Regions from separate parts of the Homo sapiens genome. Here regions 1 and 3 are each linked to region 2. A link is an interaction called in ENCODE POLR2A ChIA-PET data of the cell type or tissue named here. Cell type or tissue: PC-3. All regions are shown on one strand. Each heading gives the region's core, and the rest is flanking DNA. Links, peaks and the distances in the headings are about the cores only. Region 1 overlaps DAAM1 (dishevelled associated activator of morphogenesis 1). Region 2 overlaps DAAM1 (dishevelled associated activator of morphogenesis 1). Region 3 has its middle 7.5 kb from the start of LINC01500.

The links. ChIA-PET counts read pairs that join two places held together with the same protein. Peaks named below come from ENCODE experiments on the same cell type or tissue, not always from the same donor. Only the 100,000 strongest peaks of a DNase experiment are listed, where the experiment ranks them.
Region 1: POLR2A ChIA-PET joins it to region 2 with 7 read pairs; 1 of 35 experiments calls an interaction of 5 or more read pairs at or near these places.
Region 3: POLR2A ChIA-PET joins it to region 2 with 9 read pairs; 1 of 35 experiments calls an interaction of 5 or more read pairs at or near these places.

The regions. Positions count from the first base shown.
Region 1 is chr14:59,357,086-59,367,718 of GRCh38, forward strand. DAAM1 (dishevelled associated activator of morphogenesis 1) reads left to right here. Exons shown (of 25, transcript NM_001270520.2): 21 at 2,312-2,419; 22 at 3,717-3,777; 23 at 6,566-6,697; 24 at 10,344-10,514. Among named protein-coding and RNA genes, the nearest start is that of GPR135, 100 kb to the right of the region's middle. In PC-3, for the core only: CTCF peaks have their summits at 3,897, 4,669 and 4,891; DNase peaks (open chromatin) are centred at 4,286, 5,646, 6,566 and 6,906; H3K4me3 peaks cover 3,220 bases; H3K27ac peaks cover 4,592 bases.
Region 2 is chr14:59,240,387-59,251,019 of GRCh38, forward strand. All of the region lies in intron 1 of DAAM1 (dishevelled associated activator of morphogenesis 1), which reads left to right. Among named protein-coding and RNA genes, the nearest start is that of DAAM1, 57 kb to the left of the region's middle. RefSeq lists a silencer at 85-164. In PC-3, for the core only: no CTCF peak of the experiment used is centred there; DNase peaks (open chromatin) are centred at 4,385 and 6,415; H3K4me3 peaks cover 353 bases; H3K27ac peaks cover 2,636 bases.
Region 3 is chr14:58,815,518-58,826,150 of GRCh38, forward strand. No RefSeq gene overlaps it. Among named protein-coding and RNA genes, the nearest start is that of LINC01500, 7.5 kb to the right of the region's middle. In PC-3, for the core only: no CTCF peak of the experiment used is centred there; a DNase peak (open chromatin) is centred at 6,084; H3K27me3 peaks cover 4,045 bases.

The DNA.
Region 1 (10,633 bases), core at 2,567-10,566, 120 kb after region 2:
GTGGCTGTTGCTGTTCCTTCTTTTAAGAATTTGCATTTAGTCAAATGAGGTATTATTTGGATCGCAAACAAATGAAGCTCAGGCATGGTTTTAAACCTTTCTATAGCAAGAAAGATGTGTATGGTTAATGCAATTAATTGAAATGTCTGTCAATAGCAAAGCATTTCTTTTAAAAAGTGAAAAAAATAGGCTCACTCTTCCTTGTGATGGCGGCTGGCATTTTGCTCACTCCTTGTACCCCTTAGGTAAGAAGTCTCTCAATAGCAAAGCATTTCTTTTAAAAAATGAAAAAAATAGCCTCACTCTTTCTTGTGATGGTGGCTGGCATTTTGCTCACTCCTTGTACCCCTTAGGTAAGAATCACATGGGCAGATGACAGGTAGGTTCTGTGAAGAGCAAAATTGAAATGGAGGCTGGGTGCAGTGGCTCACACCTGTAATCCCAGCACTTTGGGAGGCCGAGGCCGGAAGATCATGAGGTCAGGAGATGGAGACCATCCTGGCTAACGTGGTGAAACCTCGTCTCTACTACAAATAGAAAAAGTTATCCAGGCGTGGTGTCATGCGCTTGTAGTCCCAGCTACTCAGGAGGCTGGAGCAGGAGAATCGCTTGAACCCAGAAGGCAGAGGTTGCAGTGAGCCCAGATCGCACCACTGTACTCCAGCCTGGGTGACAGAGCGAGACTCCATCTCAAAAGAGAAAAAAAAAAATGAAATGGAAGGATGCAGCTGAACATATGAAAAATAAGTGGCCAAAATTGTTGGCCACTGTTTTGCTTTGGTGGGCAATTGTTTTCTAACTATTGAGAGACTGTGAGAAAAATAAGGATTTAAGGATTGCATTGTTTCTATGAAATGCAAGGGTAAAGAAAATTGTTTGAAAACTCTGATTCATTTTGGTTAGAGGTGAGTTGGAATACTGGGGTTTAGCATTGTGAATTAGCAAACTGCCTAAATTATGGAAATGTTTTTTAAAGGAATGTATTTTTACCCTCCTAATTCTAACTTCAACAGATAAGTAGTTCTTGATCCTGGTTGCTTGATAAAATCAACAGGGAGTTTTAAAGAATGCCCATGCCTGACTCCACCTCATTCCAATTAAATGAATCTCTGGGGTTAGCCCAGGCATCTGGAGTCCAGGTGATTGTAATGCGTAGCAGTCAGTGACAATGGGATCAGACCAACACAGTGTTGCCTAATAGATACTGTTATCCTACTTGCTGGCCTTTTCCATCCAGGTCAGTCAGAGTTCAGCCCTGTCACCACCAGAGAGGGAGCTGGCACAACCAACTGTTTTAACTACTAAGAGTTATGCAGTTAGGAGCTGAAGTGTTGCTAAATTAGGAAGTGGATTCAGGGCTGCTAGGATATCACATGGTGGCAGTTATGGCCCACTTCCAGGTTCAGCCCAGAGAAAGGGGGCTTTCTAACTTTCTGACCACCCTTTGGGTGAAACCTTATTAAAAACTATCAGTAGGCCAGACACGGTGGCTCACACCTATAATCCCAGCACTTTGGGAGGCCGAGGCGGGTGGATCACCTGAGGTCAGGAGTTGGGGACCATCCTGACCAACATGGTGAAACCCTGTCTCTACTGAAAACATGAAAATTAGCCGGGCATGGTGGCTGGCGCCTGTAATCCCAGCTACTCGGGAGGCTGAGGCAGGATAATCACTTGAACCCAGGAGGCGGAGGTTGCAGTGAGCTGAGATTGCACCACTGCACTCCAGCCTGGGCAACAGACCCCATCTCAAAAAAAAAAAAAAAAGTATCAATAATTGTCATCAGTGAGTTGCTGCTCTGTACTTTAGACTTAAGAATAGCTGCCCTTTTCGGTGGAATAAACATCCCTCACTCTCCACCCCACCCCACTCCACTCCACCCAAGCCTACTAGTTATAAACCTGCAGGGCACACCCCATTTTAGGGTGGATCCACTGGGAAGGTAAACTTGAGCTTGTCTCCACTGGCAGTGGTTCAGATTCACTTAGATCACCCATCACATTACCCAGATTTTGAAAGATGCTCATTATGGGCCACAAATGTAATTCTTATCCTCTTTTTAGAAATTGTGTGCTTTTTGACATATATCTATGCAATCCCCATGGAGGCTCTCCCATTATTCCTGTCTCTTGAGAATCCCTGCCTTACATGATCCTCCAAATTTTGAAGTTAATGCAGGTAATATAGCATTATTGTGGGTTCTACCATTTGAGCATATAAATCATATGCAGATATTAACTATTCATATATTTATGTAGTTTAAATGAAAATAATTTGAATGTTTAATACTCTTCCCTTCTTCAATTGTAGAAACATTACCCTTTTGCACTATCTCATCACTATTGTGGAAAATAAGTACCCCAGTGTTCTCAATCTAAATGAAGAATTGCGAGATATTCCTCAAGCTGCGAAAGTAAAGTAAGTACTTACAGTGAGTGTTAGTTTCTTAAATCACTTGGATTGTGTGTTAGCCATTGAGGTAGTTTGCACTGCATGAAGTCAGTCCTTCTATTTGTTTTCCCCTGATCATTGTATGAAATAAAGTTTGAATCTCATCCAAGTCACTCAAATGTATTACAAGGTTTTGAATATATGTTTGTTCTAGCTTCTTTGGAATACTGCATGCAATTTTTAACTTTCATACTTTTAAAGGGCAGGTGTTTTAAATACAGGTAGGAGCACCTTAGTTAAATAAAGATGCATGGCTAAGCAAATAGAAGACCTAAGTGTCAGAACATTGCAATAATTTTCACATATGCACACATACTCCCAGAAACCAAGGCGGCTCTTTAATGGGAAGCATTCTTTATGCAAATGAAGAAACTAAAAATAAAATGGAAAGTTGCCAAACTTTTACCACAAACTTCACACCACGTTTCAGAGACTGAGAAGCAGGCAATTTTCCTTGCTGTTTTTCCCTCCCTCTTTTGGCTCTTTTTTTAAAACATAAACTGCATCTTTTTGCAGTGAATTTGAAAAGTATAATGAGCAGGCTCATTTTTTCCCTCTGTTCATGGAATCTGGTGGAAATATACTAAATAAGGCATGAAATTAAATGAAGTATTGGTGAGTTTCTTTATATGTTGTAAATTATCTGGGAGAATTAAGTTTCAATCTCTAATGTTTAAAAGCCATGAAATAGAAAGTGTTGTGTATGGGAGAAGCCCAAGAACCTTTCTCTATTAAAAAAAAGATGAAAATAAAAACTAGTTAATACAACTTTAAGAAAAATCATTTTTGATTGCAACTTAAGCCATTACCTTGTAATAGTCATATTATTGGGGCCTTAGTGAAAAGCAGAACACTGATTATACAGAGTACAATGTGAACATGATTGCAGATGAACTTGTTTTCTTTCTGTTTTCAAAGGGAGCCAAGTATGGCAAGAGATTTATTTCTACATGAAGTAATTTGCTGAAGTGAGATTTTTTTGAGTTTGAAACATAAAATATTTTTGTACAGATGGAAGATATTTCTATTCTATTTTTAACCTGTAAAATATACCTGCTGGCTACAGAAAACAAACATAATTTTATACCTACATTTCATGAGTTTAAAATACTGTTGTCTTTCTTTGAGATCTGAGCATGGAAGGGAATTTTAAACATTTAAATTAAAATAGGATGGACTTCCAAGCGTGAAATATTTAAACCCATCTTATATTTAATATGTGTAAGTCACATGTTGATTGCTAAAACATTGCTATTTACAACAGCATGACTGAGCTGGACAAAGAAATAAGTACCTTGAGAAGTGGCTTGAAAGCAGTAGAGACAGTGAGTATTTTTTTGTTGTTGTTCTAATTCCTGGTCTCTTCACTATCTCTAGTGCTGGTGGTTTTCAGCAGATGGGTTGTGTTGGCATGTGGTATGCCCGGGATAAACATTTATTGATTAAAAAATAAGAACCACCACCACAAGAAGCAAAGGCAGGTTATGTTCAGCCTGGCAACTTGATTGCAGGCAGCAGGGGTCGTGGATAAGTCACTGCAGCAGGAACTGGAAACTGGACCTAGTGTGCCACCAATTTATCTGTAAGGCAGGATTCATCAGGATGAGTGGGCTGGGCTAGATGATCTTCAGGGACGCTCTCAGTTTCCAAGTGCTGCTAATATATGGTGTTCACTTTCGGTAGAGCAGTAGAACTTCTCTGTAGAACTTCTCAGTTGTTTTTGACTTGGTCCTTTGGGGAGTATTTACTAAGCAGACAGTGTAGTACATGCTCTAGCTGAGGGTCACGATGACTCAGAATCCTTGTCCTCCAGGTGTTGCAATAATCGGAGCAGCCACTTCCCTCAGCCTGGCCGCATCCAGATAAGCAGAGTGATTACGGAGGTGCCTTAAGGAAGCAGCGGGTTGAGGGTGCTTTGGAGGCATGAGGAACAATTGGCCCCTATTGGAGGAAGCTTCTCTTTTGGAAAAGAAGTTGTTTGAGCTATGGCTTAAGAGGGTAGGGTAAACTTAGGTGCATAGAGGGAGGTTATCCCAGGCATACAAGACAACCTGGGCCCAGGCCTCTGAGGAAGGAAAACCAGTCAGGCTGGCAGACTGGACCTGGTAGGATGAAACGTGCCTGTTGGCACAGTGCCCTGCGGGTACTCTGCAGATGCAGCTGCCAGCGAGAGAGGGGGCAGGGATGAGAACAGGCTGGCAGAGTAGCGTCCCTGGTGTCTGTGCTCAAAGCAGCCATAGCTTGGGCCTGCTCTGGGTGAAGGAGACGGATTTGCAGGCAGCTTGGAAAGGTGCCTCTCATAAGTATCCTTCAGATCATTTATCAGTAATGCTGTGAGGACTCTCCCTTCTTTTCGTTTTTGAATCACAAAACTGCCATAGAAAGTAGTTGAATTAATTAAAGACATACCTCTAATAAAAATTAAAGTCACAATGTCTAATTTTTTTTTCAATAAATTAAGGAGCATGTGAGGTTTTTTTCCTTTTTTTTTTTTTTTAATGTAGGGAGTAGGGGGCAGTATTAAAAAAAAAATTCTACTGATTGAACTTTTTCTCCCAGCCCCAGAGGGTCCATGGTCATTATGATGGCCCTAAAGCCTGGCTCTGACCCCTGCTTCTGAGCCAGGTCAGAGCAAGGCCTGGGGTGGAGGCTTCTGGGGAAATTTTGTGTTGTTGCTTTATTAAAGGATAGTTTTGCTGAAATCACTCTATCCCTTGGGTCATATACACTGCATCACACTTTTTATAGGAGAGGGGCTATAGAAGCCTCCCCTACCCTTGGAGGTGACGTAGTATTGTAAGAAAATAGTGGGGGCAGAGCTTCGCCTGGCCAAATATATATGTGTTCTAATTGTGCTTTACACAAATTAATTATATTGTTTGAAGGTATCAAAGATGAATATTTATGAAATTATACATTAATGAAACACTTTCAAATGCCTTTCCCGTCCCCACACTGAACACAGATACACTCACTTTCCAAGCTAAAGTACTGGAATCATGGCAATTTCTTCCAATCAGTGCCAGCTCCATAATTGATGAGTTTTCACTTCCGTTATTTCATTTGAGTGTAGTGATGATGTGGATGTTGCCCTCTTACAAAAAAAAAAAAAAAAATCAATAAACTGAGGCCCAGAGCAACATGCCATGGTTAAGAACCAAATCAGTGGTAGAGCTGAGTCAGAACTGATAAACTGTGATGACTACGCTCCTGCTTGTGAAGATCTCTGCCAATGCAAGAAAATAAGGGAGAATCCAGTTTAAGTCAATTGGTATACAACATAGTTATTACCAAGACTCTGGAGTCAGGCAGGCCTGAGTTCAAATTCTGGCTCTGTCACTGGTCAGCACTACTTCAGGGCAAGTAATATAGCCCTCCAAACCTTAATTTATATGTTTGTATAATGGGAATAGTGATCCCTCACTCATAGGGATGTTGTGAACTTTAAATAAGAATGTGCATCTGGCAATGATTAAATTAACCATTAACATTAGATTTGAATCATCTGCGTTCATTGCTGTGATAATGGAAATATGGATAATTAACAAGAGACTAATTCCCCTACAGGCCTGTTCACAAAAACCAATATGGTATGGACAAGAGAAAAATGGTACATTATGGTGCCAAATGCTACAGCCAAAATTCTACTACCCATATCCCACAGTTTAAGAAGTAAATAGACTTGGCTGAGAGGGAAAGAAAAAAATCAAGGCACCACAATTCTAAGCATGGAATATTGACAAGCAGAGTCTCTTGTTTTCACTCACAAACCCTTAAAATTCAGTTTGCCCCCATTATTTGTTTAACTTCTATTAATTTTATCCAAATGCAAATCTGCTTGCTTTCTAAAGCCTGAAAGAGAAATCACATAGATCAAGTACTTAGATTGTTGGTAAATTGCTATTTGCAAATATGCGTGTGCACATGGGCATGGCTTTGGCATGGTGGGAGGAAGGGCAGGGGCACTAGAGTATAACAAAATGTTTTAGAACAAGTTTTGATGTGTTTGCCATTCTGATTTATTAAATTTAAGGCATGTGAAATATGAGACGAGGTGTGTCTCATGTCTGTATTTGAAGCCTGCATTGACATTATTCATTTCCTGTGTTTAAGGAGCTGGAATATCAGAAGTCTCAGCCCCCACAGCCCGGAGATAAGTTTGTGTCTGTTGTCAGCCAGTTCATCACAGTAGCCAGCTTCAGCTTCTCTGATGTTGAAGACCTTCTAGCAGAAGCTAAAGACCTGGTAAGTTTCCCCCTTGTGCACTGAGTGTTGTTTGACCGGGCTGGGCTTCAGTGTGATACTTTCAGTTATTATTCTGTACGGGAAATAGCAGGAGTGAGATCCAAACTTCGTGGTGCAGGAAATAAAGTAGTAGATAATTACTTTCCAGATTCCATTGTTTTGCATGACATAGGTGTATTTTCATTTCCAAGACTGTGATTAATCTGAACACACCCTTTTTGTCTGACTGGCCTATGTTGCCTTTAGGTTAGCAAGACCTTGAAGGCTCTGAATGGTATAAGACCAGCAAATACTTTGACAGTTTTCTCTTGGTTGAAACTGGCTTGAAGTACTTATCTCTGGGAACCAGAAAAGAGTAGATGATGAAAACCAGGGGCAGCATCAAATGTGCAATCAGGTGTTACTAAAGCCATGTGCCTAAATTACCTCTATGTTGTAATATGCTCATCTGAGATACAGCCTTGGAGGACAGGATACTACCTGTATAAATCTCCAGCAGAACTCGCTAAAAGAGATGCATTTTAATTCACAGTCTCATTACAAGAGGTTTTTTTTTTTTTCAGTAAGACATTTATTTTTATGATTTCTGCTATTTCACATTTTGTGTTCCCTTGGAAGAGAAATTTTTGTTGGTTAATAACCACCACCTCTTAGCTCCCTCAGCTTCACCTCACTCCTCTCTATCTCAGGTTGTTTCCTCTTCCAAAATGCATTCACATTCATATACAAGACAGGTACACAGTCTCTCATTTTCTATCCTCTTCTCATTCTTTATAAATGATATTAACACTCTTCCCCACCCCATTGGTTCTTTTACTCTACCCATCTCTCAGTTGCCACAACACTCTGAGTCTTTTGTTTCGAAACTTCTGTAAATGGATGTTATTTTTCTCTGGTCACCTGTTTGGTTGTAGATATGGATGATTGTTTATGTAAATGTACACACATACCAGTTAAAGTTCAAAAGTAGGCTGTTCACATGCATTAGCTAATCTCAGCATTAAACCTTCTTTCTAACCTTATAAAATAAATGGCAATATATGTTCAAATGGCTGCTGTCAGAGGTCCAACCTCTGATATCCCACAGTGGAAATCAGTCAACTCATGTCAGCAACCACCATTCAGACCTCCACTGTGAAAGCCCCCATCCATGTTTTATGTATGCCTCACCACTTTAGAGTTTGTGCTTCATAAAGGAAGAGACTCCCCCTGTTCTGATATCCCACCTGAGCAATATAGCACCTACTTCATCAAGGGGCTCAAACATTTTTGTGTGTGAACTGGCTGTTGTCAGCTTGTTCATCACAGTAGCCAGCATCGCGCTTCTCTGATGTTGAAGATCTTCTAGCAGAACATAAAGACCTGGTAAATTTTCCCCTTGCACACTGACTGGGGTGTGTGTGTGTAGGGGGTGGAACTTTAATCTGGGCCTGGTTTTCTTTAGATTTCTAAGATTTTGATATACATGACGTCATGATCACTAGAATTCCTTGATAAAAAGATCACTCAGGATGGCTTGAAGTATGTGAACTTGAATGTTTTAGAAATCCAGTTGTAGACTGGCTATTGCTATTTTGTTCATACCAGAACTTTTATAAGTTAGCATATAAAACCATGGAGCAAGCTAGAACACTATATATGGCGTCTGAAGAATGTTATGTTTTTGCCCAAAGAACTCTTTTCTAATAGAATATTTCCAAATAAGTAAACATTGAAAACAACTCCTCAGTGAAGACAGAAATGGTAAAAAGGACACTTTTGTTACAAGTTTAAAGATATGAAATAGTAACTGTAAAATATATATAAATATAAGCCAATACTTGTTTTATTTAAAAATAAATGTTGAAAATATTTAAGGTAGATGGTATTACTGAGATATCAGAAGAATCTAACAATATAACAAAGGCAAGTAAAGCAATAAAAAAACCAATTATAAGCTGTTTGGGGGCACTGCATAAACACAGCATGGTCTAAATATGAAGAAAACTTAAAATCTGGAAAATGTTAAGTAGTTGATTGGGCGTAGGGAAAAATGTATTTGACTTTGAAGCTAGGAACACTATCCTTAGTAGCTTAGGAGTAATAACATTAGATCCTTACAGAAGGAAGTATAATTTTAACAAACAATTTGACATTGAATATTATTTGGGTAGTTATAATAATGCTAAGACTATTGAAAACATACTATCTTGAGTTATGGAGATAACCCCTGGAAGAACTAAAAAGAGACTGGATATACTATTGTTACTGTATACATATATTTTTATTTAACTTTAAAAATTTCTTGGTATTTTGCATTTTGGCCATTTAAAAAGATTGACACTGGGGCATGGTGGCATGTACCTATAGTCCCAGCTACTCAGGAGGCTGTGGCAGGATCACTTGTGCCTAGGTGTTTGAGTCCAGCCTGGGCAATGTAACATTGCAATACCCCATATCTTTTTAAAAAAAAATTTTTTTTAAAGATTGGCATTGAAAGGGGTTCTAAAGCAAAGAATTTGGAATAAAATTGTATTCTCAGTCATACACTTTGGGTTGCATTAAAGATTCCATACTCAGTTGCTGTTTTCTCACTGAGACCCTGAAAATATCTTAACAATAGCAGCATTATTTGTGATTGGGAAAAGCAGCTAAGAGGCACTGGCTCCCATTTGCTTTCTATATTGACCATATGGCACCAGTAAATGATATTAAACTACTTCAAAGACAAGTTAAAAGTACAAGTTTCCCTCCCCCTGCTGAGTTTGCTATTAGTTTTATGTCTAGGGTGCTATACCCTACAATATTTTGTTTTTACTACTGTTTAGTTAATAAAAAGTCATAGGAGGTCATCATACATGTTAAGCTCAAATGAGGTAGACAGGAATAAATGGTTTCAAAAGCTGAGGAGTATTACAATTTTTACTTTAGAAATGATTAATAGACATGTTCAGCAGCTGAAGATAAATATAGGCTCACTAAAATCCATCAGTTATATTTGACTCAGCCGGGTGCAGCGGCACATGCCTATAGTCCCAGCTACTCGTGAGGCTTAAGAGGAAGGATTGCCCAGGAGTTTTTGGCTGTATTTTGCTGTGATCATACCTCTGAATAGCCACTAAACTCCAACCTGGGTAACATGTAAGACCCCATCTATTAAAAAAAAAAAAAACTAATAACATATGCATTCCAGCCTGGGCAACATGTAAGACCCCATCTCTTAAAACAAAACAACAAAAAAAAACTGCCGGGTGTGGTGGCTGAAACCTGTAATCCCAGCACTTTGGGAGGCCAAGGTGGGCAGATCACCTGAGGTCAGAAGTTGAGACCAGCCCGGCCAACATGGCAAAATCCTGACTCTACTAAAAATACAAAAATTAGCCAGGCATGGTGGTTTGTGCCTGTAATCCCAGCTACTTGGGAGGTTGAGGCTGGAGAATCGCTTGAACCCGAGAGACAGAGGTTGCAGTGAGCTGGGATCATGCCACTGCACTCCAGCCTGGGTGATGGCGAAACTCCATCTCCAAAAGAAAGAAAGAAATAAAAATAAATGAGCAAACAAAACTTACGTTTGACTCAATCTGGGCTTTGGTCTTTCTCAAGTTATTTATATTTGATTGTGGAATTCTCATGAAACATTGACTTCTTAAAACCATCTTTTTCCTAGTTTACTAAAGCAGTGAAGCACTTTGGGGAAGAGGCTGGCAAAATACAACCAGATGAGTTCTTTGGCATTTTTGATCAATTTCTTCAAGCTGTGTCAGAAGCCAAACAAGAAAACGAAAATATGAGAAAGAAAAAGGAGGAAGAAGAACGTCGAGCTCGCATGGAAGCTCAGGTGAGAGGATGATTAATTGACCAATTCCACCTCCTAGAAGTTCTATGACTGCAGCCCAGTCAAAGGTATTTAGAGAGCACTCTGACCTGGCAGGAAGGAAGGCTTCAATGTACTCTCTA
Region 2 (10,633 bases), core at 1,334-9,333:
TCAAGTGGACCATGAATCAGGGTTCTTCAAATCTTTATGGGACAGAAATCCCATTGGAATTGGCTTAAAGGGGAAAAAAGTTCATTGAATCACTCAATGGAAAGTTCAAGGGGTATTTGACTGAGGCCCAGTATATCTAGTAGTTAAATGATGTCATCAAAACCTCCTCACTCCCCATCTCCCTTGTCCCATCTCTCAGTTCTGCTTTTATCTATGCTGGCTTCATTTTGGGGTAGCTTCTGACACATGGTGGAAAAAGCAACTATTGTAAATTTCTGGTATTATATGGTGCTTATATGTCATGATTCCAGGCAAAAAAGAGGCACCCTCTCATCTGCGGCATCCAGCCACATAAAGATCTCTGGTCGTCTTTGTGTTGTGTGCCATCCCTAGATCAGTCACTGTCCAGGGGATGGAGTGACTTGATTGGCGAAGCCAATGCCATGTGTCCATCTCTGGATGGAGAGGCAGAACCATTTGGTTAACCACTTTACTGAATCACATGGTGAAGGAGATGGACTAGTTCCCATAGGTATGCGAAGTAGGCAAATAGGTAAGAGACATGTCCATTAGAGCTAGTGATCAGAGTTCCCAAAGACAGATACAGCTGGCTGTAATATTTTACTGTGTGTGTGTATATGTGTGTACATGCATATGTGCTTCAAAGATGTCTTCAGTATGTTATGGTTGTGTATTACTTTAATCTCAGTGTGCTTCTGCTGAGGCCTGTGGTGTACTGCAGGCGGAATGAGAACTTCCTGAAATCATATACTGCATTTTGTATGTATGTAGAGGAAAAACATTTTTTTGAGTTATTGTTATACAATATGTTCTCTCCAATAAAATTACTAGGGGATTTTTACTTTATAAAATTCTGCAAGGTCTGGCTTGTCTTCTGCAAAGTGTTGGGAAAACTTTAGAAAAGGTCCTTTCACAACTATTTTTGGAACATCAGCCATATGGTTCAGATACTTCCTATTTCTTCCAGTGGGACCTCTTTCCGAATTAAGTAGAGTGAAAAGGAAAACATTGGTTTTTGAGACTTGGCTAAAATTATCTGTGTTTTTTAAAGTTTGAACTAATTACTTTGTGGGAGCTTTTGTGTTTGTAGTTGATAGCTTACCAGTTGTGGTGCATGCTAGTATAAACAAAGGGTAGAAGAAACTAGCTGTTTACATATTTCTTGTTATTTCTTCTGCATGAGGAACTTCTATTGTGTACTGCCATTTTGCTCCTTAATTCTGCTCTACTGCACCCAATTCAAACATCGGAAGCAGAAGGAAGAGCTTCCCTGTGTCTTCTAATTATATTATTTAACTTATCAAAGATCAAATTGGTTTACTCAGCACTGGATAGAAACAATTGGGCTATGACACTCTTTTTAAGAGGGATAAATCATGTGACCTTCGTTCTAGACTTGGGAGTTACGTGTAGACTTTTATACTAATCCTAGATCCGGGGCTTATTTCTTCTGGCTTTCTTAAATCACAAACTGTCTCTCTCTCTCTCTCTTTTTTTTCCCCCTCTTCCTCAAAATTTGTTGTTACCTATACAAGGATATGATGCTGTAAGGATTAAATTGCTCAAATCAAGGCAGGAACAATGTGCTTCTAAAATGGATTATCTTTTATTTCATTAGGTGTTAAAACTGGAAGAGACCTTGAAGATTCTCATCCTGCCTCTTTAAGGATAAACAGGTTCAAACAGGCTATGTATCTTAACTAAAGTCACAGAGCTACTAAGAGGAACAGAGTTGGGACTAGAGCCTAGGTTTTCCTTTAGACTAGTAATATTTTTTTCCAGCTATCCCACATTTTCTCAGGAAAAAATTTAACAAATTATCCCAAAAGCTTTATTTTCTTTATGATAGATCTCAAATATAATCTCTCTAAAGGCAAGAACCAAATTGGTCTTTTCCATTATTATATGCCTAGTAGCAGTGTTAGAAGCAGCAGCAGGGGTAGAATAATAATAATAGTAACAACAACAACAACAGACATGGGCACATGTCACAACCAGAGATGGGCACATAGCATTGGCTTTGCCAATCAAGTCACTCCATCCCCTGGACAGTGACTGATCTCTTATAGAAGAGCTTACTATGGCCAGACATTATTATTTGTACTTTACAGATATTTATTTAATCTGAACAAAAACGCTGTGTGCTGGGTACTATTATTATTATTCTTTGAGACAGAGTCTCGCTCTATCCCCCAGGCTGGAGTGCAGTGGCGTGATCTCGGCTCACTGCAAGCTCTGCCTCCCGGGTTCACGCCATTCTCCTGCCTAAGCCTCCTGAGTAGCTGGGACTACAGGCACCCGCCACCACGCCTGGCTAATTTTTTGTATTTTTAGTAGAAACAGGGTTTCACCGTGTTAGCCAGGATGGTCTCGATCTCTTGACCTCGTGATCTGCCTCGGCCTCCCAAAGTGCTGGGATTACAGGTGTGAGCCACCGTGCCCAGCCGCTGGGTACTATTATTATTTTCATTTTACAGATGAGAAAATTGGGCTGCCAGAATATAGAGCCTAGAAATATATGTAGAAGGTACTCAGTAAATATTTGATGAAAGAACGAATCCTTGAAGTTCAAAGCACTTTCATATTCATTATATAATGTGATGACAATAAGGGATGGTATTTTTCTGAGGACACCGCAGCTCAGAGATTTTAAGGAGACTCACCAAAGTTAGGGGGATAGTTAGTGGTAGGGCTGGGAACTACTTTGATCCTGGGCTGTGACCTTGTTAGTGTCATCGGTGGATTCCTATAAAAGCACATCCAAAAGGTAAGTGGCTAGGGAAATTCAGAGTCCAGGCAGTATCTGGTTTTGTATTTACCGACAGATCAGCCATTCCAGCTTTCTTCACTGCTTTGTGTAGGTCCAGATTTCTGTTTGGTCTCAATTTCTTTCTGCCTGAAGAACTTTCTTTAAAGAGTGTTGGACTTTGTTCTGGTGCACAGATCCTTTTTAGACTGCCTTTAAGCTTTTTCTAGAGCAGCCTGAGTCTAGGACCCTTTTGAATACTCTTCCTGATGTTTATGTATTACAAGGTTCTTCTACTCAGGCTGGTGGAAATGCCAGTCATTTCCAGCCCTGAGTGAGCCCCACATCCATGTGCAGATCAGTACTCAGCCTATAATTTGAGGTGACTCCTTTACAGATATCAAGAGCTATGGCTGCCTCTGATTCTCTGAACTTTTATCTCTGATCCCTCAATTCAACAAGACCCTTGAACTTGGTTTGGATTTCCTCTTTCTGCACAACAGCCTGGAGTAAGGGCAATCCTAGGGTTTGCCTTACTGGATGTTTCCTTTCTCTCAGCAATCACTGGTCTGTAGTACCTTTGTCCAGTGACTGAATACAGCTGTTTCATATATTTTGCCTGTTTATTAATTATTTGTAGTGGGAGAACAATTCCTATAGTAGTTAGTCCTTCATGGAATGGAAGTGGAAATCTGGCATCTTGTTTGAAGTTCCAAACATTAGCATCCCAGGGATACCTGTATGTCCCTGTTTCTCAAGAGCACAGATATCACCCTCTGCTTCCTTTTACTTCTTTCTATTTGATGCTCCCTATTTAAGGGAACATGGAAGTTACTGGTAGACTAAATTGCTATTTGATATGGTTTGGCTGTGTCCCCACTCAAATGTCATCTTGAATTGTAGCTCCCATAGTTCCCATGTGTTGGGGGAGGGTCCCAGTGGGAGATAATTGAATCATGGGGGTGATTTCCGCTTTCACTTGGCTCTCTAATTCTCTCTTGCCCGCCACCATGTAAGACATGCCTTTCATCTTCTGCCATGATTGTGAGGCCTCCCCAGCTATGTGGCACTGTGAGTCCACTAAACCTATTTTTTTTTTTTTAATAAATTGCCCAGTCTTGGTTATGTCTTTATCAGCAGCCAGAAAACAGACTAGTACACTATTTGAAGCAAGCAGAATATTCACTCTTGCTTGTTGAAGATGAGATGGAAAAACAGACCACCCCCTCTACAACATACACTCACTCCCATGCTGTTTCTTTTCTCACATAGCTCCTGGAATGCTGAGATGGCTTGAGAAGCCGGGGGTGTATGTGGATGTGAACTGATTATAAGCTCTGTGAGGGCAAAGCACACATCTCTTTTGTTCATCCTTATATACCAAGAATGAACAGGGGAGTGGACACCACTGCCTTCTTGAATGAATGAATGGAAATATACAAATTAGTACACACATGCAGAATTGTGAATCTGGGAGTGTGTGTTGGGGGCAGGGAGAGATTCTTAACTGCCTGTCAATTGTACCTTTTTGAGGAAAAACCAGTTTGACAGCTGTGTGAATGTGTACGTGTGGTGTGTGTGTGTATTTAGGTTGGTGAAGTATCTGGCATCACTGTCCTGGTTGCTTTTCCAGTATGAGCAAGTGCAGTTGTTAACAGCATGTTTTTCCACAAAGGGACTGGCTTTTACGTGACACTACCCAGTGAGGTGGGGCAGTGTTTTTAAGAGGAGTATCCATAAAGGCTAGTAGCCAGGTTAGCAAGAACATTTGTCACAGCTCTGCTTGCTGGTGATGAGTAGGAGGAGAACCAGTGAAGACTGGCTGTCCTGGTTGATAATTTTTGTGGAATGGAAAGTGGCACCTGTAAGATAACTGATGATCTCAGGGAAGGGAAAAGGACGGGGGGGCCAGGGGAAAGGTGATGTATGTAGAAATCATGAAATGAATGTATAGGAGTTAAGCATTTTTTCTACTGTGTCTTCACGTGGATCAAATGCATCCTTCAAATGCAAAGACTAATTTTCCTCCCTTTGTTATTTTGGGGTCTCTTTTGATGTCATACCACCTCTTATTTTGGCATTAACTTTCATGTCCTTTGCCTTTATCATTTGTGATCAGCTGCTGTGTTTCCATTTGGTGCCCTTTTGTAATTTATACTTTCAATACTGTATTGCTTGCTTGTTTAAGTTTGGGTCAGAAGCCATGAATGTGACAGGATACAATGTATTGCTATTTCAGTAGCTTTAGAATCTTCCTTTAAGTAGCAGGACCTTGAGATTACCAAGTGAATTTATTCCTGTGGAGTCAAACTTTCTAATAAATATCCAACAAAATATTACCTAATTAGACACTTTTAGTCTTTTATATAATATTCCTAGGGCCACCACCCAGCAAGTAGATGTTCTAAAGATAAGGATAGTAATATCTACTTCTGTAGCAAAAAAAATACAATGGATTTAAGAAAATTCTAAATTATACCATTTAGGTGAAAGTGAGCACCTGGCATTCTGTCACTAAGCAATGAATTGGGGTGACATTAATGTACAGAATTGTCTCTAGTGAATGGTTTGGTAGCTTTTCCCCCATCGCCCCATTGTAAATTGATGACAAATTTAAAAGAAGAAAGTCATTGCTCATATTAGTGTTGTACAGTTGAACAGATTGTTTTCATTTTGAGGACTAACAATTGTAGAGTTGAGTGTAGTAAAGTGGAAAATTGCAGAAATGAAAGCATTCTATAAACCATTCTTTAATTACTTTCAGAGCATAGCTATTCATTGACAGTGGCCTGTGTTTCTAGAAAGACAAAATGAGACGCTGAAGAACTCATTGCTTATCTCTGATTAATTGAGATAATTAATGGACTTAAAGTGCATTGAAAGTGCCTAGCATGTTGAAGAGGGTTGATAAATTAAAGTTATTTAAATTATTTTTCAAATTTACCATTTAGCCATTTTTCTGTGTACAGTTCAAAGCATATTCACATTGTTGTGAAACATACCTTGAGAATTTTTCATCTTGCAAAACTGAAACTCCATACCCACTAAACAAAAATTCCCCATTTCCTGCTCCCCTGTCCCCTGGTAACCACCACTCTACTTTGTTTCTGTGTATTTGAGTACTTTAGATACCTCATATAAATGGAATCATACGGTATTTGTCTTTTTGTGTCTGGCTTATTTCACTCAGCATAATGTCTTCAACATTTACCCATGTAGCATGTGACAAGTTTTCCTTCCTTTTTAAGGCTGAATAATATCCCATTGTATGTATATACCACATTTTATTTATTTATCTATTGATGACATTTGGGTTCCTTCCACCTCTCTGCTATTGTGAATAATGCTGTGATAAACATGGGCATGCAAATATCTGTTCAAAACCCTGCTTTTAATTCTTTTGGATATATTCCCAGAAGTATGGTTGCTGGAGCATGCAGAATTATATTATTAATTTTTTGAGAAACCACCATACTGTTTTCCATAATGGTTGTTCCACTTCATAATCCCAGCAACTGTACAGGGTTCCAGTTTCTCCACATCCTTGCCAACGCTTGTTATTTTCTGGTTTTTTGTTTTGATAGTAGTCATCTTAATGGATGTGAGAAGATATATTATTGTGGTTTTGACTTGCGTTGCTCTAATGATTAGTAATGCTGAGTGTCTTTTTATACGCATGTTGGTCATTTGTATGTCATCTTTGGAGAAATGTCTAGTCAAGTCCTTTGCTCATTTTTTAATGGAGTTATTTGGTTTTTTGTTGTTGGATTGTAGGGGTTCTGGATATTAATTCCTTAGCAGAAATAATTTTCAAATCCAATGTCATAAAATTTTTATGTATATTTTCTTTCATAAGTTTTATAGTTTGGGGTCTTATGTTTAAGTCTTTAATCCATTTTAAGTTAATTTTTATGTATGATGTAAGATAAGGGTCCAGCCTCATTCTTTTGCATGCAGATATTCAGGTTTCCCAGCACCATTTGTCGAAGAGACCCCTTTCGCCATTAAATGGTCTAGTCTCCCTTGTCAAAGATCATTTAATCATATATTTGAGAGTTTGTTTCTGGGCTCTCTGTTCTATTCCATTGGTCTCTATGTCTGTCTTTATGCTAGTACCATGCTGTTTTGATTACTGTACTTTTGTACTGTTTTGAAATCAGAAAGTACAAGACCTCCAGCTTTGTTCTTCTTTTTCAAGATTGTTTTGGCTATTCAAAATCCTTGAGATTCCATATGCCTTCCTGGATGGATTTTTCTGTTTCTGCCAAAGATGCCGTTGGGATTTTGATAGGGATTGCTTTCAATCTGTAGATTGCTTTAGATAGTGTTGTCATCGTAACAATATTGTCTTCCAGTCTATGAATATGGGATGTTATTTGTATCTTCTTTAATTACTTTCAGAAATGTTTTTTAGTTTTCAGTGTACAAGCTTTTCACCTTCTTGGTTGAAAGTTAATTTAATTTTTAAAAAGACTAGTTTTACAAACAAATAATAGCTAAACCACTCTAAACTTTCAGCGACAGGTTGATAATTAAGGAGAAAAAATGTAATCCAAGCTCATGTTAAAAAAAAAAAACAAGGAATTACAATGAAAGCAATTTCCATTTCCTTCTCTAGAAGGAGCCACTCTTAATGGGTTTTGGTATCTTATTTTATCACATGCTCAATAATTTCTTTGCATGTTTAAACAAGTATATCCATTTTACATTTATCATATACCATGTTGTGCAACTTGGATGGTTATTTAATATTGTTACTCCTTTAACATACCAGAAAAGATTTTTTAATTGAGTGTACCCTAAATCATTTAAGCAGTACTGTATTGAAAGCTTCCCGTATTTAGCCACTGATGACTTTTGCCTGTTTAACAATATTCCTCAGAATCTGAAGTCTAAATATTAACTTCTGTCCAAATACTCTGGCTTGGTAAGTGAGTAGGAGTAATAATTTAAAATAGAACTTTCCATGTTATTTCACTTAGAAAAAATTTTGCAAGAGAGGCAGTCTCTTTAGTGTTTAGTTGTCTTGAATTATCCAATAAAGCAATTAGTGTTCACACCTAATTATTTAGAAAATTACAGAGTTGGGTGGAGAGGACATGTTGGGTAGTATCAGCTTCCTTCACATTTCCCTCTTGATGACTGTGGAATGATGTTTTGTTTTGTTTTGTTTTGTTTTGTTTTGTTTTGTTTTGTTTTGTTTGACTCAGGCTTAAGTAAAGAGTGTAGTAATCCACTTACAGTAATTAAAATTCAGTAAAGATCTTTCTTTGCTTATTGTTTGTCTCCTGCAGCTTCAGAAGTGTTTGTTTAGCTATGTGAATAACTTCCCAAGGATATTTAGCACATGGAGAGGAATCCCCAGTGAGAAAACACACTCTTTCTTGCCGCCGCTGGTAATTTCTGTTTTGGTTGATGATTAGCTTTGTTTAATGAAAAGAGATTATATATGTGACCAGTTTACACACTCAACACATGTGCTTTTGTGTTCTTGGCTGCTAGTCTTATAATTTCCTCTACCCCTTCTCCATCCTCAAGGTCTGTGCATTATTTTTATTTTGTATAGGGCAAGCAGGTTTAAAGTGCAGATTAAAAGGAAACTCCTTTGTTTTCCTGAGAGTCCATCCCTCATTTTTTTGTTTTGTTTTGAGATGGAGTCTCGCTCTGTCGCCCAGGCTGGAGTGCAGTGGTGCGATCTCGGCTCACTGCAACTTCCGCCTGCCTCCCGGGTTCACGCCATTCTCCTGCCTCAGCCTCCCAAGTAGCTGGGACTACAGGCGCCCACCACCACGCCCGGCTAATTTTTTGTATTTTTGGTAGAGACGGGGTTTCACCGTGTTAGCCAGGATGGTCTCGATCTCCTGACCTCGTGATCCGTCTGCCTCGGCCTCCGAAAGTGCTGGGATTACAGGCGTGAGCCACCGCGCCTGGCCCATCCCTCAGTTTTGTACTTCTTCAAGGCTCTACTTTTGTGTGGCTTCCTCTTACCTGGAAATGACATCATTACCCAGTTCTTCCTAGGTCATTCTGGAAGTCACTTGTAATTCAATTGCCAAAGGAGCCTATTAACACAGCAGAACAAATTCCTGGCATCTTAGGTATTTTCCCAAAGCTTCATAGGCATGTTCCATTGGCATCCTTGTCCTGGGAGCCCTGTGTACTTATGTTCTAGAAGTCTGTAACAATTTCAGAAAAATCCATTGTTCTTTTCCAGTGGATATTTGCTTCCAAAATAATGGCAATTTTATTTCACTGGGACAGATACCACGAAACTGCTAATCATTTTGCTGTTCTCAAAATCATTGACTTCCTTTTCAGCTGTCTGTAATGAATATTAAGTGGCCATATTTGAGGGAATTAGGTTGCAACTAAGTAAACTTGGGAAGTGTATTCAGGAAGTAATTAGAGTTCTTATAGGACTATTGTTAGCATTCAGACCTCAATTTCATAATATTTCTTGATAAAAATCATAACTTCATTCTCATTCTCAAGACCATCTCTTTCCCCTTGTAAATTCAGTCACCATTTTTCATTTTATTCCATAAACAGTGTGATGACTTTTTTATTCACTGATAAGGAGGACCCCAAACATTTTACCCTTTAAAGATAGAACTTCAGGAGCATGTACTTGAGAAAATTACTGGAAACCAGCTTTAAAATTGCTGCAGCCACACATTCAGTGTCTTAAGTAGGATAAAATGTGGCTTATATGCACTTTTTTTTACAGTACCTGGAAGTAGAGGAGAGTTTTGGAAATTATATTGAATTCAGTCTTACAAAAATATAAACTTTAAATATATTTGATTGCATCTTTAAAATGTACCAAGTAGTAAGTTTCATTCATTTATGAACATACTAAAATCTCTTGTTCTTGGGTATATTTGTGATACCCCTATGATTTCTGATCCACAATAGAACTATAATTGAAACAAAGTCCAATAAAAGAAAAAATTAGTAGAACTCCCCATGTTCTCTTCTAACTGGCCCTGAGACCGTTTGAAGAACTTCTGACATAACGGCTTTAGTGAACTACAGAGTCTCTTAAAATTACATCTGGGAACATACAGAATTTAAAACAAAACAAATCATTGTTTAAAAGTTTGTCCCATTGTTATCCCTGTAGCTGGTCCCTGCAACCTTGGGAACATTCTTCCTCTCTGTATTTCATGAAGTTTGCATCTAACATTACATTGAAGTTTTTAAATTTGTTGGCTAACATAGAAAAACTTTTAAATGGACTATTTTTGTGGATGTACAAATGAGTAAAATACTGACAGTGAAACCGTCTGCATTTATGGGCATGGGTTTCAAGTATGCACAAAAAGCAAGCTGTAATTTTAAATGAAAGAGGCAATATAACAACTAAGGAGTTATTGAGGTGTATACTTAGAGTTTTAATGGGGTTATTGAGAAGGCTTGCAAACATCCTTTTTTCAGTAGGATACTGTCACCTGCATCATGCACTCAGGAGAGTTCATTAGCCACTTGAAAATCCATATAGATTCCACAGAGACAAACTTAGGTACATATGGAAATAATAGTTAACATTTATTGAGCATCTTGTGCGTGCTAAGCACTTGGTTAAATACCTCAGCTGTCTTTCAGTTAATACTTGAAACAATTCTGGAAGTATATGCATCCCGTATATAGGTAGGTACATACATATTGCTACAAATACAGTTTTTAAACATAATGGTGCTACATGTATATTGTTATAAACCTTTCTTTCTTCTCTGTCTTTTATTCTGAATATGTTCATTTTTTTCATGTCAGTCCCATGGACCTAGTACTTTCTTTGTAACCCTGGGCATAGGGTTCTTTAGCACTATTTCTCAAACTTTGCTGCACATTGGAATCACCTATGGG
Region 3 (10,633 bases), core at 1,114-9,113, 430 kb before region 2:
ATGATGCTGGCCAGAAAGAATGTGCATGGCTATTATTGTGCCAATTTTATAATTCATCTTTTAATAATCTGTAACTGAAGAGCTGAATGGAATTTATCAAACCCTGCCTTGTTTCTCACTGGGGAACTTTCTGTGTTTTGTTACTGAGCCAAGGCTGAATGCAGCTGTTGGAGCTGTCACCAGCATTCTGGTTCACCCAAATATTGATAATAATTACTTCTGCTTCACATGGAAAGAATTTATTTAAATATCTGTAATGGAAAGACCGTTATTATTGGTATTACAACTTTACAGTGAGTACATCAAAATGTAGATATGACATTCATAAACTGTGTTTGCAAAAAGCTGTATCTGTCTCCTGCATAGTACACAGGACCCTGGGCTAGTATTGCTGCTCATCTGTTCTTCATAGAAATAGGGAGAAGTTATTACTAGAGAATAATTAAACCCACAGAAACGTCCAAATGTTGGCAGGCTGCAGCCATCCCCAACACCGCACAACAGCCTGTTATGATCAGCGAAATCCAATAGCCGGAGCTTTGAGCCTGAGGGGGTAAATAGCATAATGAATTTTCTTTACCCTGTCATTACTCCTCTCCTGGCTTTCCTAGATTACAGTCACAAGCAGGTCACAGAGCATTTATGCACACTTCGTGCAAAGTGCTTTGGAGTGGAGGCTGGGTCTTGGTCTAACTGGTGGTGATCAATGTATCATTGCGAGGAATGAAAAGCTGCTTCTGACCCTTGCCAGCTACATCACTGGGAAGCCCTGTGCTAGCACAAGCCCATTGCCCCATATTTCCTCTTTGGGTTTTTCCTTTTCTGTTCTCCTTGCCTTCCCCTATTTGCTTGCTCTGGTGGTCTTCTGTCTCCTGAATCAAAATCTCTTTGTTCTTTATCACGTGAGACATGTTTGTTGCTCCAATTAAGATGATTTTATTTCATAGGTAATGTCAGATCACCTCCAAGGGAATGTTTGAGTAGCCGCCTACTGTAGTGAGGACCTCAGCTGAGGCTTACTTGTATTCACAGCAATGGGTTGCCCTGTCTGTTTGCAGGGGCTAAGGAGATCTTGTGAGAAATACCCCTAGGGAGCAAGGACTTTTCTATCAAAGCCTTACTTGTCAGAGGGAAAGAGAAAGACTGAGTCTAGCCCTAGGGCTGTTATGAGACTGGAATCATAGCTTAGCTCCTGGAAGCATGTTTGGGCCTGGAGGAGAGAGAGAGCTGCAAGTAAAAATCATGCCATTATGTTCTGTGACAAATTAGGGCTCAGTGACATACTGTTTAGGGACCCATCCAGCAAAGTGTAACACAGAGGCGGCGAGCCCCCTCCCCCGCAGGAGAACCGTAGTGCCCAGAGCAACTTGGGGCCACAGCACTCTGCCCTGTCTGCCAAGGGGCCACCAGCAGAGGCCTGCTATGCCTCTGGAACTGCAGAGCTCAGCCAAACAGGATGGCAATCCCTGGGGCAGTCCGAGTGCCACTGGAATATTCCTGAATTAATGGATAATATACCTTTGCCCTTGTCTGACACATGTGGTCCATCTTGGATACTTAGTTCTTTCCTCCATGTATTGTGAGTCCTTGGCCAGGAGGGCTGAGCTAATTTCCTTAAGGAGGGCTTCTGGATTTCCCAGGTGAATGCTGCATCCTGATCTTAGCTTAAAGCAGGAATAAGAATAGTTTTTCCTTATAACACAGATGAAGTCTAAAATTGGACCAGCTTTCCAATAGCCTGTTTTCTAATAAAAAAGTTTGTTTTCGGTGGGGCGCAGTGGCTCACGCCTGTAATCTCAGCACTTTGAGAGGCCAAGGCGGGCGGATCACGAGGTCAGGAGATCTAGACCATCCCGGCCAACATGGTGAAACCCTGTCTCTACTAAAATATTTTAAAAATTTAGCTGGGCATGGTGGCAGCTTGCACCTGTAGTCCCAGTTACTCAGGAGGCTGAGGCAGGGGAATCGCTTGAACCTGGGAGGTGGAGGTTGCAAGGAGCCAAGATCGCGCCACTGCACTCCAGCCTGGGCGACAGAGCAAGACTCTGTCTCAAAAAAAAAAAAAAAAAAGTTTATTTTCAAGAAATAGCTTTTGGGATTTAACATTTCTTAAGTAGATTCCCTGGGAAGAAAACCTGAAGGAAAATTTAGGAGACATTAATGTCCTTAAGATAGAAAAACACTGGGTAGAAAAGAAAGTGATGAAAAGAATGTTATGCTTAGCCAAGTCAGCCATTTGAGACAAAACTCCTCTTGTTTAAATTGCAAACTATCTATTTTGGCCAATGAATGTAGTCTTAAAGCATATTCTTAATTTCAGAAGCCTTTGTTACAAGAAAGCCAAATAATCGGGCTTTACAGTTTCAGAGCACTTTTCCTGTTTTAAAATGGCTTTGAGTTCAGAAGATGAATCATGTAATTTTGTAAGAATTCCTTATAATGTAGTATGAAATTATGCTCACATGCTCTGAAGTGTTTCTAAATAGCTCTGGCCACATCTTGGATATTCACTGTCTGAGAATGTATAATTTAAGAAATCATAACAAGATGGCAGAATTTCATTCTAAAGGATTTTCAAGGCATTGATCTCCACTCACTTCAATGTTGTTTAAGTTCTTTTCTAAGACAGCTCTCAGCTCCTGCTACCTTCACCCCCAAAACCACAATTTTCAGAACTCTCAGGATGGGTTCTTCCAACTTGGGATGGTGGTCTGTAGCATTGTAAAGAAGGAGTTGATTCATTGAATTCTTTCCTCTTATTCAATGCCATGAATTTAGGGCCTGCCTTCTGTTCGATATTTGTTCTCAGCTTGCTGTCAGTTCCCTGCTAAGTGATTATTATGACCTTAGCTTAAGGCAGGTGGACTGACCCACCTTTCAAAAAATTTCACAAAATTTGGTGTATTTCTGGAAGGTGGGAATATTTTAGGAGGGATTTTAAATCAGAATCTTAAAGAGGTTTGTAACATTAAAAAGTGGAGAAACCAAGGAATTAAGGAATGTGCTTATTGGGCAGACATCTTGAGGACTCTAGGCTAAAGAGAAATAATGATGAAATAAATGGTGATGTGATGGATAATTTGAGGCCTGGGAATGTTGATCAACACCCTTTAAATTCTACTATCTACAAGGCTGGTTTTGTTTGTGAGTTTTTCCAAGCAGCTAACAATTTTTTTCTTTCTCTTTCATATGAATCAGTGCTTTGGGTTTCTTAATTCATGTTTTGCTTGTAGGTATACTTCTCTTACAGGAGTTGTTTCGGTCCAGAGAAGTTGCATGCAGATGAATATGTGATAAATTGAGTACTGCTTTAACTTCTTGAGGTTGGCAGATTTTTAAAGAATTTGTGTGTGTGTGTGTGTGTGAAACCTTTGTAAAGTGAAGTATGACCAAATAATTCGTTTACTTGGAAAATCCAAATTTTTCATATATCAACTCTACTTAAAATGGGGAGATCTTTCATAGTGCAGTCTGCACTGAACCACAGCTTTTATCTGTGAAGTCAGGGAGGGAGTCAGATTCCCTGTCCTTTCCCACACTGCAGCTGCTTCTGAATATGGTACTTATTTTCTACTTGGACATTGATTACAGTAGAACCATGTGTCTATAGAATTAATTTATAAAAAGAGAAACCTGTTCAAAAAGGAAGTTATTGGAGACTTAGAATTGCTAGATTTTTATTTTTATTTTTGGGGGAGGAAAGAATAAAAAAGCCCACAATTCTCAGCGAACAAGATAGGTCCCTTAGTGTCATTGTAATTTTAATATTTTTAATTTCTTTATGGAGGAAATGAACATTTAGAAACAGAAGTCTCATGATATTCAACATGTTCTTTAATTTTTAAAGTTGATTTTAAAAAATACATATATGTGTTTCTGGATTATATTTGGATATATAAATATTTATGTACTCTGTTCCACTTTTTCTTTTGTCACTATTGTTTATCCTCACAGAGCATTGCAGGCACCAGCCTTCATGTGGGCCAGGCTGCGGCAAGAGTAGGGACAGCACCATGGGCTGGAGAAAGAGTGTAAATGACAACCCAAGTGTGCACAGTCCATCCGGTGCTGTTGGCTGTGTGGGTTTGGGTGGGTTTGCCTTGGATGCAGGGAAGGGGGTGGAGGAGGGTGAGAGCAAGCCCCAGAATCAGTACAGCATGAATGTCATTGGAGCAATAAAATGGGGAAAGGATGGAAAGAGCTAAGTTAAAGAAAATAAAGGACAAAATACATGAGAGACAATCATGAAGTATAAAGGGGAGGAAGGCATAGGCACTAAAGTGGAGGGAGTGGGATGGTAAGTCAGAAATACTACAGTTGGTACCACTCATCTGTGGTTGCTTCCATTTCATCATCAGAGGAGGCTGGGGTAAGGTGTGGTGGCGCAGAGAAACAGGCTTAGGCTGTAAAAGGGATGAGAGAGATACAGGGGAAGAGAGGAAGTGAGGGGAGTAGAAAGTACTGTAAATGAGGGCAAAAGGTAGGATCTGAAGGGAGGGGCTGGCCTCTGTTTGCAGCATTAGGAATAGGAAGTGTTCACGTAAGACTGAGAGTGGAGGGTTGGCCTCAGAAAAAGTAGTTTTCTAGAGTGTTCTGCTTCTGCTTCCTAATTTGCTCTCTGCCACTGAGAACAGGAAGGCCTGAGAAGACCCTCCTTCACTCCCCCAGCAGAGGACGGTCTGGGTGGGAACAGTGAGGCTGAGGCAGGGCTGTCCTGCTGGTGGAGACACAGTCCCCCAGAGAGAGCCTGCGGTGTGGACAGACCATGGCTGTGGAGTTGGGCAGATCTGCCTCTGTGTGCTTCCTTGGTGACCTTGCCCAAGTAATTTAACTGTTCTAAGCTTCAGACTTTTTATCTATAAGGTGGAAATGAAAATATCTACCTTCCAAGGTTGCTGCTATAAATGAGATACGGGGCAACATGGTTAAACTGGATTCTTAATCTCCCCTCTGCCCCTTTTGGTAAATTGCCTAATGGATGTTGGGAATTCTTGCTCTGTTGGAATGCCCAGGGACAGCCACCAAGAAGCACATGGTTACCTGGGGACTGGAGTAGCCTTTGGTCCATCATGGGCCTGGTCCCAGTTTCACCTACTCTAGTGGTGACAGAACTTTTGCTATTGGGGAGGCATAGGCATCTCCAAGACAAGTGGCCTGCAGTGCCAAGGTGCCCAGGATGGCATCAAAGTGAGCAGTGTATGGCTTATGCATCTTTTTGGGTTAACCCCTGTTTAATTTTTCTACAATCCAAATGTATACAAAGATAAACATGGCCAATTGACTTCCAACTTTTAATTTTGACTGTAATAATTATATACTTTCTCTAAAAGATACCTGTAGACCTCTATGCCATCGAGTCAATTATAAATAACAGTGGAATAACTGAAAATTGCTTGCTGTTGGGGGGCCTGGAAACTTTGACTAGTACTCTTAAATTCTATAAGCTGGCCTTGCCTTCAGGTTCTTAAAATTAGCCCAGTTCTGTCTTTCTCTTTCATATGAGTAAATGAATTTTGGTGTCTTGAACTTCTGTTTCATCTGCGCGTGCACTTTTCTTCTCTTCAAGCTTAGGGTTGAGATTTCATTCATTTCCCTCTACTACTACACTCTTCGTTCATGTGCTCATGCTCATCTTCCTCCTTTTCAATTCTTAGTTACTAGATTTGGGCTCTTATCCACTCTGCTTTTCTGAGACTCGGTTTTTGGATCTGTAAAATGGAGCTAATATTACCTTTTTTTCCCCCAAGCTATTGTGAAGATTAAATGAAATGATGTAGTTGTTAAGCTACATAAAAGGCCCTCAACAAATAATAATCATGAACAAAAACATTGTAGAATGAGATTCTAAATATATTTATATTATTAATTTGCAAAAAGTGAGATAAGAGATGAAGCAGAAAAGGCAACTCAACTAAGATTGAGGAGTGTATGTGTATTCATTTGGAATATCTTGTCCCAAATACATTTTCTGAGAATTTTCCTCTTAACTATATTGTTGCTGGGGAAGCAGTCACCATGTGGCCGGTTCCTGGTCTGTAGGTAATTTTTTCAAGGATGGGCACCTGAACTAGACTAGGTCAGTGAGTCTATTCCTTGGAATCTTTGGAATTCATGAGGAAGTTAAGGAAGTGGGTTGAGAAGGAAAGAGAGCCAAGCGCAGTAGAGCAGCTAGAGTAGAGGAAAGAGGCAGCAAGGCTCCGGACAAGGCTTGAACCCCAGTTCCATCTGGTTCTGATGCCTGGCTATATTTCTGTCCTTGGGTTCCTTGAGGTACCCCTGTATCTTTGTAGTGATTATTCTCCCTTTTGCTTATACTAATTTGAGGTGAAGTTCTGTTGCTTGCAACTAAGGGCCCTAACTAATATAATGATCAACTAGATATAAAAATTTCTCAGGACCTCAAGAGCAGGGTAAACTGAATTATCTATAAGGTCTCTTTGATTTCTGTGATTTTATTTAATTTTAAATTTTTTTTTTTTTTGAGATGGAGTCTGACTCTGTCACCCAGGCTGGAGTGCAACGGCATGATCTTGGCTCACTGCAACCCATCATCATGGCCGGCTAATTTTTGTATTTTTGTAGAGTTGAGGTTTCACCATGTTGGCCAGACTGGTCTTGAACTCCTCACCTCAGGTGATCCACCTGCCTCAGCCTCCCAAAGTGCTAGGATTACAGGTGTGAGCCACCGCTTCCAGTCTTATTTTAATTTTTACATTTTTGAGACAGAGTCTTGCTATGTCACCTACTGGAGTGCAGTGGTGCCATCTTGGCTCACTCCAACCTCCACCTCCCAGGTTCAAGCGATTCTCCTGCTTCAGCCTCCCAAGTAGCTGGGATTGCAGGCATGGGCCACCATGCCTGGCTAATTTTTTGTATTTTTAGTAGAGACGGGGTTTCACCATGTTGGCCAGGCTAGTCTTGAGCTCTTGACACTAAGTGATCCACTGGCCTCAGCCTCCCAAAGTGCTGGGATTACAGGTGTGAGCCACCATACCTGGTCTGATTTCTGTGATTTTAAATGTGTGTGTGTGTGTGTGTGTGTGTGTGTGTGTGTGTGTGTGTGAAGAAAGTGATGGTAGGGTCTGGGCAATCACAAGGTTCTTTATCTGTTGCCAGATAAATGCAGAATAGACCACAAATGATAAATGAAACTAAAAAATGTAATTTTATGGACAGTAAACTGTTGAGGGGGTTGCAAGCTGCATACATGCTATGGTTACATAAGAATTAGCAACACAGCTTTTGATTACTTTCCTCGAGTTACTTTTTAGCTCTAGATGTTTAGGAGCACGGTGTAAAGGTGGCAGAGAAAGGTTTCAAATAATCATTCTAGGAAAACAAGGAAATACAATTGGGAATTGGTAAGTCTGATTCTCCAGAGTGAGATGATGCTAGCGTCATATGATTGTCCCTGAACCCTGAATCTAGGATAGCTCTTTTCAGATAATTTCTGAGAGATGAGGGGTGTCCTGCCTTTGAAATGGGAAGGACAGATGCCCTGCAGCTGTCCCTTCAGAAGGAAATGTGCCAGGTGCAAGATGCCATATTGGCCTCTTGACGATGACTTATGAGCTCTGAGCTTCAATTACCATGAGCTTGATGGAGATGTCATTTGTCATTGTTTCAGGGGATGTGCTTTGAAATATTTGAAAAAATAAAACTCAGCCTTATCTTATTAATTGTTTATTTTTAAGGGATCTTTGTGCTTATCACTTTAGATGGGTGACTTTTGTTGCCTTATCTATGCTCTGAAAGAATAGTTGACTATCTGCCTTTTAGCTGGGGTTAGCTTTCACTTAGTCTAAATTAACTCAGTTTTGCTCCCTACTACACATGAAAAAGCCACTAATTTACCAATAAGTACTGTTATGTTCAGCTGATAGGGTGGAGCCATCTGTCTATGGGGGTAATACTCTCTTCTCCCACAAGCTTTCTTGGGTAGTGGCTAAGAGCCCAGACTCTGTCACAGGACTGCCTGGGTTTAAATCCTAGCTGTGCCACTTATTTGTGTCACCTTAGACAAGTTACTTAATATATCCGTAGTTCCTAATTTATAATGTGAGGACAATGACCTCAACTGAATGGGTAAATATATGTCAAGCACTTCGAACAGTGCCTGGCACATGGCAAATGCTATGCAAATGTTTGGTAAGTGACTTATTTCTCCATTAGAATAAATTTAAAAATCAAGTCTTCTTCCTCCAACCAGAGATTGCCTAAAACCACACAAAGACAAAATTTGTTTGGTATCTGATGCTCATGTAAGAATGGATCCTGGCTGGGCAAGGTGGCTCACACCTGTAATTCCAGCACTTTCAGAGGCTGAGGTGGGTGGATCATGAGGTCAGGAGTTCGAGACCAGCCTGACCAACATGGTGAAACACCGTCTCTACTAAAAATACAAAAATTAGCTGGGCATGGTGGTGTGCACCTGTAATCCCAGCTACTCTGGAGGCTGAGGCAGGAGAATCGCTTGAACCTGGGAGGTGGAGGTTGCAGTGAGCCGAGATCCTGCCATTGCACTCCAGCCTGGGCGACAGAGTGAGACTCTGTCTTAAAAAAAAAAAAAAAAGAATGGATCCTGAAGAGATAGACTGCAGAATGTAATAAGGGAAGGAGGCCCCTTGAAAAAGGGCAGGGCTTTGAAACAGGAATCCTATAGGACAGTTTAGCCACAGACCATCCTTGTCTGGCAACCTTCTACTTCCAAGCAAGGAGCAGCAGGGCAGGTTGCGAGATCTGCCTCTTCTTCATAGTTCCTACTGTCATCTCTCTGGAATCCTACAAGCCAGGGTTTCCTAGGGAAACTCCCAGTCAGAACTGTGATGCTTTTTCCACTACAATGGCTCAATTGTAGAGTGGGTTGGAAATAGGCAGACTTCTGATTCTTCACAGCATGTTGATAGAGAATAGGCTTCAGGTAAAAGAAATTACCAATCATTTTTCATTATCCAAGGTATCACTCACCCACTCCAAGGAACACGACTGCGGCAGCTGTGAGGATGCCAAGCATCAGGCCCCAAACCATCTGGCAGATCAGAAGGGGCATTTTCTGGCTTGGGGAAGCTGACATTCAGTAAATTGTTAGTGCTGGCTCCCACAGTGATCAGCCTGGCTTCAGGCAATGGCAAGTTATGGTGGGCAAAATGAAGCCTTGATATACAGGTTGCACAATCTTAAGAGATTTTTGGTTTTTTTTGTTTTTGTTTTTTTGCATGGCATTTTCTTTCCCAAAAGGATGACTTGAGAAGCTTTTGTATACATTGTCTTGTTACATTGGTGGGTGACAATTTTCTATGGGTCTCTCATGTTTCTGCATGTCTTGTGAGCAAAGACACTGCCTACAGATAGCAGATATATTGTCTTTTCAAGAATATGTGTTTAGAGATAAGCCTGAAGTTACTGTCTCTCTCTTGAGCAAAGGGCAGGCATGCTTCGAATCTAATCTAATAAAGATAGTATCTTCCTCTGAAGAAAAAGGCAGATATGCTGATGCTATCCATTGTGAAAATTGTGGGCTTCCTCAGAGCAGGATCCCTCTCCTGTGATGCAACCCACGATGTGTGCAGATATTTATCATTCTCTCTTTAGATGGTCTCAAAATTGGAAGTCGGGGCTTGAGGACTGGCAGAGATTTTTGACCTGCATTCTTTCTAAGCTTATTGAGGTTGTGGAGCATATTCATAGCACCAGCGATTCAAACAACTGAATGTAATTCTCAATGGTGCATTCTAGCTGTATAGATCCAAAATCTTTTTTTTTTCTGCCAGCTTCCTGCTGTATGTCTTTTTATTTCTGTTCAAAAATGGAATATTTTGGTCAAGTTTCAAGATTTAATATGGGCCGGGCGCGGTGGCTCACGCCTGTAATCCCAGCACTTTGGGAGGCTGAGGCACGTGGATCACGAGGTCAGGAGATTGAGACCATCCTGGCTAACACGGTGAAACCCCGTCTCTACTAAAAATACAAAAATTAGCCGGGCGTGGTGGAGTGTGCCTGTAGTCTCAGCTACTCGGGAGGCTGAGGCAGGAGAATGGTGGGTGAACCTGGGAGGTGGAGGTTGCAGTGAGCCAAGATCGCGCCACTGCACTCCAGCCTGGGTGACAGAGTGAGACTCTGTCTCTTAAAAAAAAAAAAAAAAAAGATTTAATATGATAACTTGTACATTATTATGTCTTTCCTATAAAAAAATCTACTTCCCTTCCCTGAGATCCATCCTGGTTTTACTTTTCTCCCCCTCCAAGAAAGAGTTCAGCCTTTCTAAGGTTCCATTCCTGGACAACAGTTCCGCATTTGCTTAGTTCCATAAATAGTAAGTAACTGAATAGGGCCTTTTTAATCCTATCCAAGGTATGTCTGAATCCAAATCTTATGTGCTTTCTGCTACATCGTTCTGCCTTTCCATAATGAAAAGAGCAACCACAAATATTTATTGAAGATTCATTCTGGCCAGGCACTGAAATAAGAACTTCACTTGTATTCTCTTCCCTGATCCTTATAACAATTCCAATGGGGTAGATTCTGTTATTATCATTTTCACACAGATGAAAAAACTAAGGCTTAGAAAGTTATCTACTGTGTGCTAAGACAGCTAGTAACTGATGGGGACGAATGGGAACTCAAGTCTGTCTTC